Linked DNA regions of Homo sapiens: region 2 is linked to region 1. A link is an interaction called in ENCODE POLR2A ChIA-PET data of the cell type or tissue named here. Cell type or tissue: PC-3. All regions are shown on one strand. Links, peaks and the distances in the headings refer to the core of each region. The heading gives the core; the rest is flanking DNA.

Region 1 (4,000 bases), core at 1-4,000:
CATACAGCCTTGAGCTCCTGGGCTAAAGCGATCCTCCTGCCTAAGCCTCCCAAGTATCTAGGACTACAGGTGTGCATCACTGTGCCTGGCCTCTTTTATTTTTTCTTATTCATGAATCTTCTCTTTTTCTTTCTGTTCTTCCTTCTTGTTCTTTTTTATTACCTCCACTATTTTTGTAATTAAGTACTTCTTTTTATCAAAGTAATACAGCTATATAATTTTTAAATCAAATAATATTATAAAGCTTATTTTTTAAAAGCACAATAGTCCCTTTCTCTACCTTTGCCTATAACATGCTCATAATATTTTTGGATTTTCAATATTAGACATTCTCTGTTGACTTTCTACTATTGAAATCAGTCAGTTTCCCAAAAGAGGAATCTTCATTCTCCTACCTAGAGAGTATTTGCCTGGTAATTAAACTATGGCTCTTAAAAGCCAAATAGGGAAATGGGGCTGTGGGTCTTACAGATCTATATGAAGACTTTTGTTTAATGACACCCCCAGCTGTGCCTTGTATTGCCAATCTAAAACCTCTTTGGGTCAATGTCAATTGGCAACCCCCAGACTTCTGCTTATATGGGGAAAGGATGGTTTCCTGGCCATGTGCATGGTTTTAACTCCTCCTGTTTTCAGCCCTACTCTTCAACATGGCTTCAGGACTATTTGGTACCTCTCATTTTTATATGTAATACCTCAATTTTTAAATGTTGGCAATTAATGCATAGCTATAAAAAATATTTAGCAAGGTTCAGCAAGCCTAACAAGATATCTGTGGGCTGGATGCATCCCTTGAGTTCTAACTTTGAATGCTTAGATGAGGAAAATTTTGTCAGGAAACTCTTAATCCAACCTAATGTCTTTTTGACTTAAATAATCATGGGCCAAAGATAAGTGCGTACACATTCATTCATTCATTCATTCTCTCTCTCTCCCTCTTCCCCCTCCCTCCCTCCCTCTTTCTCTCTCATATTCTCTGTGTACCTTTTGGATATATGATTCTAAGGCAGGCTAGTAAGGGAAAGCTGGCTTGCCATTGTATACCTAATGGCATGATCAGAACTAGACTCTAGATGACAAGCAGTCAGCATTTATTTGATGCCTGCTGTGTGTTTCATGTGCGTGCCGAGTGCTGAGAGAACGAGATGGAGAGTGGTCCTGAGTGTGAGCCAAAGTCAAGGCCTTCTTTTTCTTCTGCACACTCCTGCTCAGGAAGACTGTTAATCAGTCTTTGTTTTTTTTGCTATACAAACTCCAAAGAGATGAAATTTATTTACTGTATAAACAATACTATATAAGTCTTTCCAATAGGACTTCCTAGTGGGCTGAGGAGATCATTTCAAGATGTAAGACCTATATCCACTATAAAACTTGCTACCAGGGAAGATCAGGTCCAATTTTTTAGTAATTTCAAACAACTCATTCTAAAAATCCCTTTAAAAATTAAAGGAAGGGGCCGGGTGCAGTGGCTCATGCCTATAATCCCGGCACTTTGGGAGGCTGAGGGGGGCAGATCACTTGAAGTCAGGAGTTTGAGACCAATCTGGCTAACATAGTGAAACACTGTCTTTACTAAAAATTCAAAAATTAGCCAGGTGTAGTGGTGCACACCCATCATCCCAGCTACTCGGGAGGCTGTGGCAGAAGAAACGCTTGAACCCGGGAGGGAGAGGTTGCACTGAGCCGAGATTGCACCGCTGCACTCCAGCCTGGGTGACAGAGGAGACTCCGTCTCAAAAAAGAAAAACAAAAAAAAAAAAAGAAAAATAAAAATTAGAGGAAGGAATAGAACTAGAACTGGGAATTTTGCTGTGGCAGAGAAGAAGTCCATTGGAATATGTCTAAGACCTCTAAAGTAGGTAGGAAGGGCATCTGTTTTTATGTGGTAATTCTGAAAATAAAATAAGTAGACCAGCAGTTACATATAGAGCCAGTGTTACATATTGAAAGGAGCATTAGACTTAAAATCATACCTGGATTCAAGTCCTCTAACTTGAACTTAACTACCACTAACTACATGTCTGATTCTTAGCAAGTTACATAATAGTATTTGTCTGAGCGTCAGTTTCTTACATAAAATGTCTCCTACCTCTGCCTTATATTGTGTGTTGATTTAATAATCTTGGAAGCTTTCTGAAAACAATGTGTATTCAAATACAAGACATTGTTATTGCTATGTATAGTAAGATCGATGTAGATCCATCATTTCCAAAGCATTTTTTCCCTAGTAAGTTAGGTATGAAAGTAATGGATTTGGCAATGTGTGGGAAAGGTTGGTAGGTGTCTCTTGAAAATATTTATATTGCCTTTCCCTTCTCTTTCCCTGAATTCTTGTTAGAAAGGGCTTTAGGGTTTTCACAGGTTGAGTTGCTTTTCCAGAGCTACCTCTTACTCTAAGACCTTCTTATTTATGGAAAGAAGCATAATGTGATAGAGTTGTTAGGAATGGCTTTAAATTCCTGATCCATTTATCTTCCAACTGGGGGCTTTGGAAAAATTTCCTAATCTTACCAAACTCCTGTGAAATAAGGATAATACCACCACCAACAACAATAATACTTTCTTAGGATTATTGTGAGAGTACTTAGTAGCTACTCAACGACTGTTATTCCTCACTAAGAAAGCCTTCTCGGCTGGGCACAGTGGCACATGCCTGTAATCCCAGCACTTTGGGAGGCTGAGGTGGGAGGATCGCTTGATGCCTCAGGAGTTTGAGACCATCCTGAGCAACATAGTGGGAACCTGTCTTCACAAACTTTTTTTTTAAAACTAACTGCTGCTAGGCACAATGGCTCGTACCTGTAATCCTGGCACTTTGGGAGGCTGAGGCGGGAAGATCAGTTGAACCCATGAGTTTGAGACCAGCCTGAGCAACACAGCAAGACTGTGTCTCTAATAATAATAATAAAAAGAAAGAAGAAAAGAACGAAAGAAAGAAAGAGAACAGAAAGAAAACTGGGCATGGTGGCATATGCCTGTAGTCCCAGTTGCTCAGGAGGCTGAGCAGGACTATTGCTTGAGCCCAGGAATTTGAGGCTGCACACTTCAGCAACAGAATGAGACTCCGTGTCTACAAAAGAAGAAAAAGAAGGCCTTCTCCCTTTTTAAACTCACCTTTTAATAACTCCTTAGAGATCAAGACATTGTCCTTCCTTGCTACCCACCTGGAATGGCTGATTGAGTTGTTCTTGCATGAAGGCTGCCCTTGACTCATCAGTAGTTCAGGAGGGTTCTCTTATGTGACAAATTTTTCCCTGAATGGAAGGGAAAAACATGTATTTTTACTGCCGAGTCACTGTAACCACCCCCACTGGCAGTAGGCTGATGAAGTAGGCTGGAAACAGCTGTAAATGCATTTTTTTGGGCCTGCATATGTTTGTGTGCTCTGTCTTCTTTTTCTAGACATGTATTCACTCTCAGTGACTTAGGCCTAGGTATCTGCTTTTTCCTCCCATGTAACTGGAAAAAACAGCTGTTTTTAATTGGTTGCAAGTAGTTGGTTATAAACACATGTGAGGCACATATGATGAAAGAAGAACTCAGCATAACTGACTTTTTTGTGCAACTAAGCATTGATGCCTGTGGAGCTCTTTGAGCTGTACTGACAGCATTGGCTGTCCCCATCTGGCTTTTCTCATTTCTTAAGTAGTTATGTGGTCTCCAGGAGGCAGTCACTGCTCTGTCCGTATTGTCAGTATCCTTGATGGTCCTCTTTATGGTTTGACACTGGAAGACCCTGCAACTGTTCACTTGGGCCTTTTTGAAATGCTAAGAGGCTTGGATACCTTTTTTAGATGTACCAGGAAAAGAAATAGTCTATGCCTTGCAGTAAACTTTTTTTTTTTTTTTTTTTGAGATGGAGTTTCATTCTTATTGTCCAGGCTGGAGTGCAATGGCATGATCTCGGCTCACCGCAACTTCTGTCTCCTAGGTTCAAGCTATTTTCCTGCCTCAGCCTCCTGAGTAGCTGGGATTACGGGCATGTGCCAGCATGCCCAGC
Region 2 (6,168 bases), core at 968-4,967, 140 kb before region 1:
GGGAATTGAACAATGAGAACACTTGGTCACAGGAAGGGGAACATCACACACTGGGGCCTGTCATGGAGTGGGGGGAGGGGGAAGGGATAGCATTAGGAGATATACCTAATGTAAATGACGAGTTAATGGGTGCAGCACACCAACATGGCACAAGTATACATATGTAACAAACCTGCATGTTGTGTACATGTACCCTATAACTTAAAGTATAATAAAAAAAAAAGAAAATGTGATATATAAATCTCTCCCTCCAAAATGGAATATTATTTGTCCATAAAAAATAATGAAATCTTGTCATTTGTGACAACATGGCTAAACCTGGAAGACATTATGTTAAGTGAAATAAGCCAGGCACAGAAAGATAAATACTGCATGAGCCCACTCATATGTGGAATCTAAAAAAGTTGACCTTGGTGGGCATAGTAGCTCCCTCCCATAATCCCAGCTACTCGGGAGGCTGAGGTGGAAGGATCACTTGAGGCCAGAAATTCAAGACCAGCCTAAGAATCACAGTGAGACTTCATCTCTAAAAAATAAAAATAAAAATTAGCCAGTTGTGGTAGTGTGTGCCTATAGTCCTAGCTACTTGGGAGGGTAAGGCAGGAGGACTGATTGAGCCTAGGACCTCAAGGCTGTAGTGAGTTATGATCACGCCACTGCACTCTAGCCTGGGTAACAGAGCGAGAACATGTCTCTAAAAAATAAAAGAGTTGATCTCATAGAAGTAGAGAGTAGAATAGTGTTTACCACAGGCCAGGATGGTTGGGAGGAGAGGAGGATGAGAAAATGTTGATCAAAGAATATATAATTACAGTTACATAGGAGGGATGAGTTCAAGACATCTAGTGTACAGCATGGTGACTATAGTTAATGATGATATATTGTATTACTAAAATGCAAAGATAGTGTATGTTAAGTGTTCTCATCATTAAAAATGATAACTATGTGAAGTAATGCACTTGTTAATTAGCTAGATTTAATTATCCCGCAATGTATATATGCATAAAACATTATACATAATATATATAATTTCATGTCAATTTTTTAAAACCCTTCAATAATATAAAGAAGTCAGTTCCCTACAAACTGATCTATACAATACAATCTCAATCAAAATTTCAAGAAAATTTTATAGGACCTGAAAATTGATTCTAAAACGTATAAGAAAATGTAAGCCAGGTGTGGTAGCAGGCACCTATTGTCCCAGCTACTCGGGTGGCTGAGGCAGGAGAATGGCTTGAACCCAGGAGGTGGAGGCTGCAGTGAGCCGAGATCATGCCACTGCACTCCAGTCTGAGTGACAGAGTGAGACTCCATCACAAAAAAGAAAATGTAGAGTATCAAGATTATCCAAGATATTGTGGAAAAAGAACAAGATGGCAGGTCTTGCTGCCCCAGATATCCAGAGTTATTTTAAAGCAATGGTAAATAAGAAAGTATATAATAATTGGTGCAACAACAGAAAATTAGACAATCAAGAAGACAAAAACAGATCTAGACACATACAGACACTTGTTTTGTGATAAAGTGGCATTGCAGAGCAATCAGGAAAGGTTTATCTGTTCAATCTGTGATTCTAGGCAGATTGACTATCCCTTTAGGAGAAAAAATTAAACTTAACCCTACCACACATCATATACAAACACACCTAAAAAATCAATTTCAGGTGGATTGTAAATCTGAATCGCCAAGGTTAAAACCATAAAACTCCAAGAAAATGACATGGGGAGAATATGTTCATGACTGTGTATAGGGAAAGACTTGATCAACTGTACTACACAGATCTTCTGTTTATCAAAATTAAACATCAAAAGAATGTAAAGGCAATTCACAGAATGGGAGAAAACATTCACAACACAAATTTAACTCCCGGAGGGTTCATATGCAGAATATGTAAAGAACTTCTATAAAGACAACTCGATAGAAAATGAGGCAAAAAAAAAAAAGAAAATGAGGCAAGAGACTTGAATGGACACTGCATAAAAGAGGATATCTAAATGACCATTAAAATACAAAAAGATGTTCAATTTCATTAGTAATCTGGAATATGCAAATTAAAATAATAGTGAACTATTACTACAAGCCCAACAGAATGGATAAAATTTTAAAATATGACAGTACCAAATGTGGACAAGGATGTAAAACAAAGGCAATTTTCATATATAGGGAGGTTAAATTAGTGTAATCACTTCTGAAAACAGCTAGAAACAATGGAATCAGTCATATGCTACGGATGGGAAGGTAAATTCATAAAAAGATCTTGGTAAACAGTTTGGCATCATCTATAAAAGTTAAAATTGTGCGTGCATGTGCACACAAACTCCTTGACCCAGAACTCCACTCATAGACACATACGCCCAATAATGAGTGTAAATGTTCAATTGCACCATTCTTTGCAAGAGCCCCCAAATGTAAATGATATATTGTATTATACACACACACACACACACACACACACACACACACATATATTTTTGAGATGGAGTCTCGCTGTGTCACCCAGGCTGGAGTGCAGTGGCACACTCTCAGCTCACTGCAACCTCTGCCTCCTGGGTTCCAGCAATTCTTCTGCCTCAGCCTCCCAAGTAACTGGGATTATACCTGTATGCATCACCACACCTGGCTAATTTTTGTATTTTTAGTAGAGACGGGGTTTCACCATGTTGGCCAGGCTGGTCTTGAACTCCTGACCTCAGGTTCAGGTGATCCACCCACCTTGGCCTCCCAAAGTGCTGAGATTACAGGTGTTAGCCACCACGCCCGGACTATACTGTATTTTATATATATATATAAATGTCCATCAATAATAGAATGGAAAAATAAGTCATGGTATATTTATACCATGGAACACTATATGGCAACAAATCATAGTCACACCCAACACAGGTAAATCTCACAATGTTTGGAAAAAGAAGCAAGACAAAAAAGAGCACATACTCGATGATTCATTTATACTAAATTTAAAAAACAGGTAAAATTAAACTATAGTGATGAGGGAGGCATGCCTAAGCAGTAAAAGTATAAAGAAAACAAGAAAGTAAATAGACTTTCTTGAGACAGGATAATGGTAACCCTCAGAGGGCAGTGAGGGGACAATGATTTCAAGTGGACACAACAGGAGCTCCTGGAGTCCTAGCAATCTTACGTTTCTTGACCTAGTTTCTAGTTACACAGCTGAGCTGTTCTCTTTACATAAATCATTCAGTGTTTATTTTTGTTCCAGGCACTTTTCTTGATGTGTTATATTTCACAATAAAAAAGTCTAAAAAAAGACTCAGGGGCAGGTTAAACAGATTAGACAAAGCCAAATAAAGAAAAAGGGAATTGTAAAAGAGACCAGAAGAAATCGTATATAATGAATCTAGAGAGACTAAGATATGTTAAATATTAAATTCCAGCAAGAAAGAAGAAAGGATAAAGACAATCTTTAAAGAGAAATTTTAAATTGATAAAACATCAATCCTATTATCCAGATATTTTTCTGAATCCCAAGCTAGAAATAAAACACCTAGACTCATCATAGTGAACCTTCAGAACCATAAACTCAAAGAGAAGATCTTAAGAAGAGATATGAAAAAATTACATTACTTACAAAGAATCAAGGTATAGACTGACAGTTATCTTCAACAGCAATAACGGAAGCCAGAAGGCAATGGAATACTATCCTGAAAATGATAAACTGCCAAACCAGAACTTTACACCCAGAGAAAATCTCTTTAAGATTAAAATCAAAATACAGACATTTTCAAAATGATGAAGTTTATTATCAATGGGCCCTAAACTGTTAAAGAACGATTTTAAGGAAAATGATCCCCAAAAGAAGGTCAGAGATATAAGAAAAATGTAAGCAAAGAAAAAGGTAAATACAAGGTCAGGAGATCGAGACCACCCTGGCTAACACAGTGAAACCCTGTCTCTACTAAAAATAGAAAAAATTAGACGGGCATTGTGGCACACACCTGTACTCCCAGCTACTCAGGAGGCTGAGGCAGGAGAATCACTTGAACCCGGGAGGCAAAGGTTGCAGTGAGTCAAGATTGCACTAATGTACTCCAGCCTTGGAGACTCTGTCTCAAAAAAAAAACAAAAAAAAAGGTAAATACAGCTGGATGCAGTGGCTTATGCTTGTAGGAGGACCAAGTGAGAGGATCACTTGAGGCCAGGAGTTGAAGACCAGCCAGGGCAACACAACAAGACCCCATTTCTACAAAAAAAAAAAAAAAAAAAATTATCCAGGTGCAGTGGCACATGCCTGTAGTCCCAGTTACTCAGGAGGCTGAGGCAGGAGGATCACTTGAGCCCAGGAGTTTGAGGCTGCAGTGAGCCATGCTCACACAACTGCACAACAAAGCAAGACCTCATCTCTTAAAAAAAAAAAAAAAAAAAAAAAAAGGGCCCAGCATGGTAGCTCACACACACCTGTAACCCCAGCACATTTTGGGAGGCCAAGGCAGGAGGATCACTTGAGCCTAGGAGTTTGGGACCAGCCTGGGCAACACAGCAAAATCCTGTCTCTGTGAAAAAGAGATGGCATGTGGTGGCTCACACCTGTAATCCCAGCTACTCAGGAGGGAGGATTACTTGGGCCTGGGAGGTTAAGGCTGCAGTTAGCTGTGATCGCACAACTGCATTCCAGCCTGGGCAAAAGAGCAAGACCCCATCTACAAAAAAAAAAAAAAAAGAAAAGAAGAAGAATACAGGAAGGTAAACACTTTGGTAAATCTAAACAAATATTGACTATAAAACAACAACATAGGCCAGGCACGGTTGCTCACGCCTGTAATCTCAGCACTTTGTGGGACTGAGGCGAATGGATTGCTTGAGTCCAAGAGTTTGAAACCAGCCCGGACCACACCGCAAAACCCCGTCTCTACTAAAAATACAAAAAAATTAGCCAGGTGTGGTGGCGCACACCTGTAGTTCCAGCTACTCAGGAGGCTGAGGTGAGACAATCATCTGAGCCCAGGGAGGTCAAGGCTAAAGTGAGCCAAAATCCCACCACTGCACTCCAGCCTGGGTGACAGAGTAAGATCTTGTCTCAAAAAAAAAAAAAAAAAAAAAAAAAATCAAGAACCATTGGAACCAAGTGACAGTGGTGGCACATACCTGTAGTCCTAGCTACATGGGAGGCTGAGACAGAAGGATCATTTTAGCCCATGAGTTCGAGGTTCAGTGAACTATGATAAGTACCACTGCATTCCAGCCTGGGAAACAGAGTGACACCACCCTGTCTCTAAAAAAAAAAAACAATAAAGAAGAACAAAAATAATAATCGAATAAACATTTACATAAAAGTGAATGAAAAGGAAAGCAAAACAGGAATGGAGGAATAAATAGAGCAAGAATGGATGATTTTTCATTTCTGTCTTCGTTTTTTCTTTTTTTGAGACAGGGTCTCACTTGCTCTGTCGCTCAGGTTGGAATGCAGTGGCGTGATCTCGGCTCACTGCAACCTCCACCTCCTGGGCTCAAGCAATTCTCCTGCCTCAGCCTCCCAAGTAGCTAGGATTACAGGCGCCTGCTACCACGCCTGGCTAATTTTTGTATTTTTAGTAGAGGGGAGGATTTCACCATGCTTGCCAGGCTGGTCTCGAACTCCTGACCTCAAGTGATCTGCCCGCCTCGGCCTCCCAAAGTGCTAGGATTACAGGCGTGGGCTACCGCGCCCAGCCTATTTTTGTTTTCTATTCATCTCTTAAATTTATTCTATCTTATTTTTACAAGGAAGGAAGCCATGAATGACTTTTTCATTGAGTTTTTTATGACAGCAATCAGGAAAATGCAGTCATGCCTAAAGGGAAATGTGGAATCCAACCTGAGTTTAATACACATCAAAAGTCAAAATGAGGTGGGGTTAGATTATTTGCCACTTTAACTTTTCTATGCCTCTGCTATAGTAATTAAAGTGTATTATTATCAGATCAATTACTATTCACTTCAGTCTACCCTGCTGTTGCTCAAGTTATCCTTCGTTTAGTTGGAATAATCCAGGTGCTTGGCACAGGTGAATTTTCCTAATCTGCTAGAGCTTACCACTTAAACCCTATTTTCTTCTATTGTTGCTGATGTAAATAGTTCTAAAATGATGTAACTTTTTACACAGAATAGATTAAAATCACTGATCCTTTCTTGATGGCCCAAGGTCATTGGTATAAACGACTACTACTA

Evidence for each region. ChIA-PET counts read pairs that join two places held together with the same protein. Peaks named below come from ENCODE experiments on the same cell type or tissue, not always from the same donor. Only the 100,000 strongest peaks of a DNase experiment are listed, where the experiment ranks them.
Region 2: POLR2A ChIA-PET joins it to region 1 with 15 read pairs; 1 of 35 experiments calls an interaction of 5 or more read pairs at or near these places.

The regions. Positions count from the first base shown.
Region 1 is chr14:69,068,552-69,072,551 of GRCh38, reverse strand. The region is part of intron 7 of DCAF5 (DDB1 and CUL4 associated factor 5); the gene reads left to right. Among named protein-coding and RNA genes, the nearest start is that of DCAF5, 83 kb to the left of the region's middle. In PC-3, for the core only: no CTCF peak of the experiment used is centred there; no DNase peak of the experiment used is centred there; H3K27ac peaks cover 715 bases.
Region 2 is chr14:69,211,598-69,217,765 of GRCh38, reverse strand. All of the region lies in intron 3 of EXD2 (exonuclease 3'-5' domain containing 2), which reads right to left. The region is part of intron 2 of GALNT16-AS1 (GALNT16 and EXD2 antisense RNA 1); the gene reads left to right. Among named protein-coding and RNA genes, the nearest start is that of EXD2, 23 kb to the right of the region's middle. In PC-3, for the core only: no CTCF peak of the experiment used is centred there; no DNase peak of the experiment used is centred there; H3K27ac peaks cover 384 bases.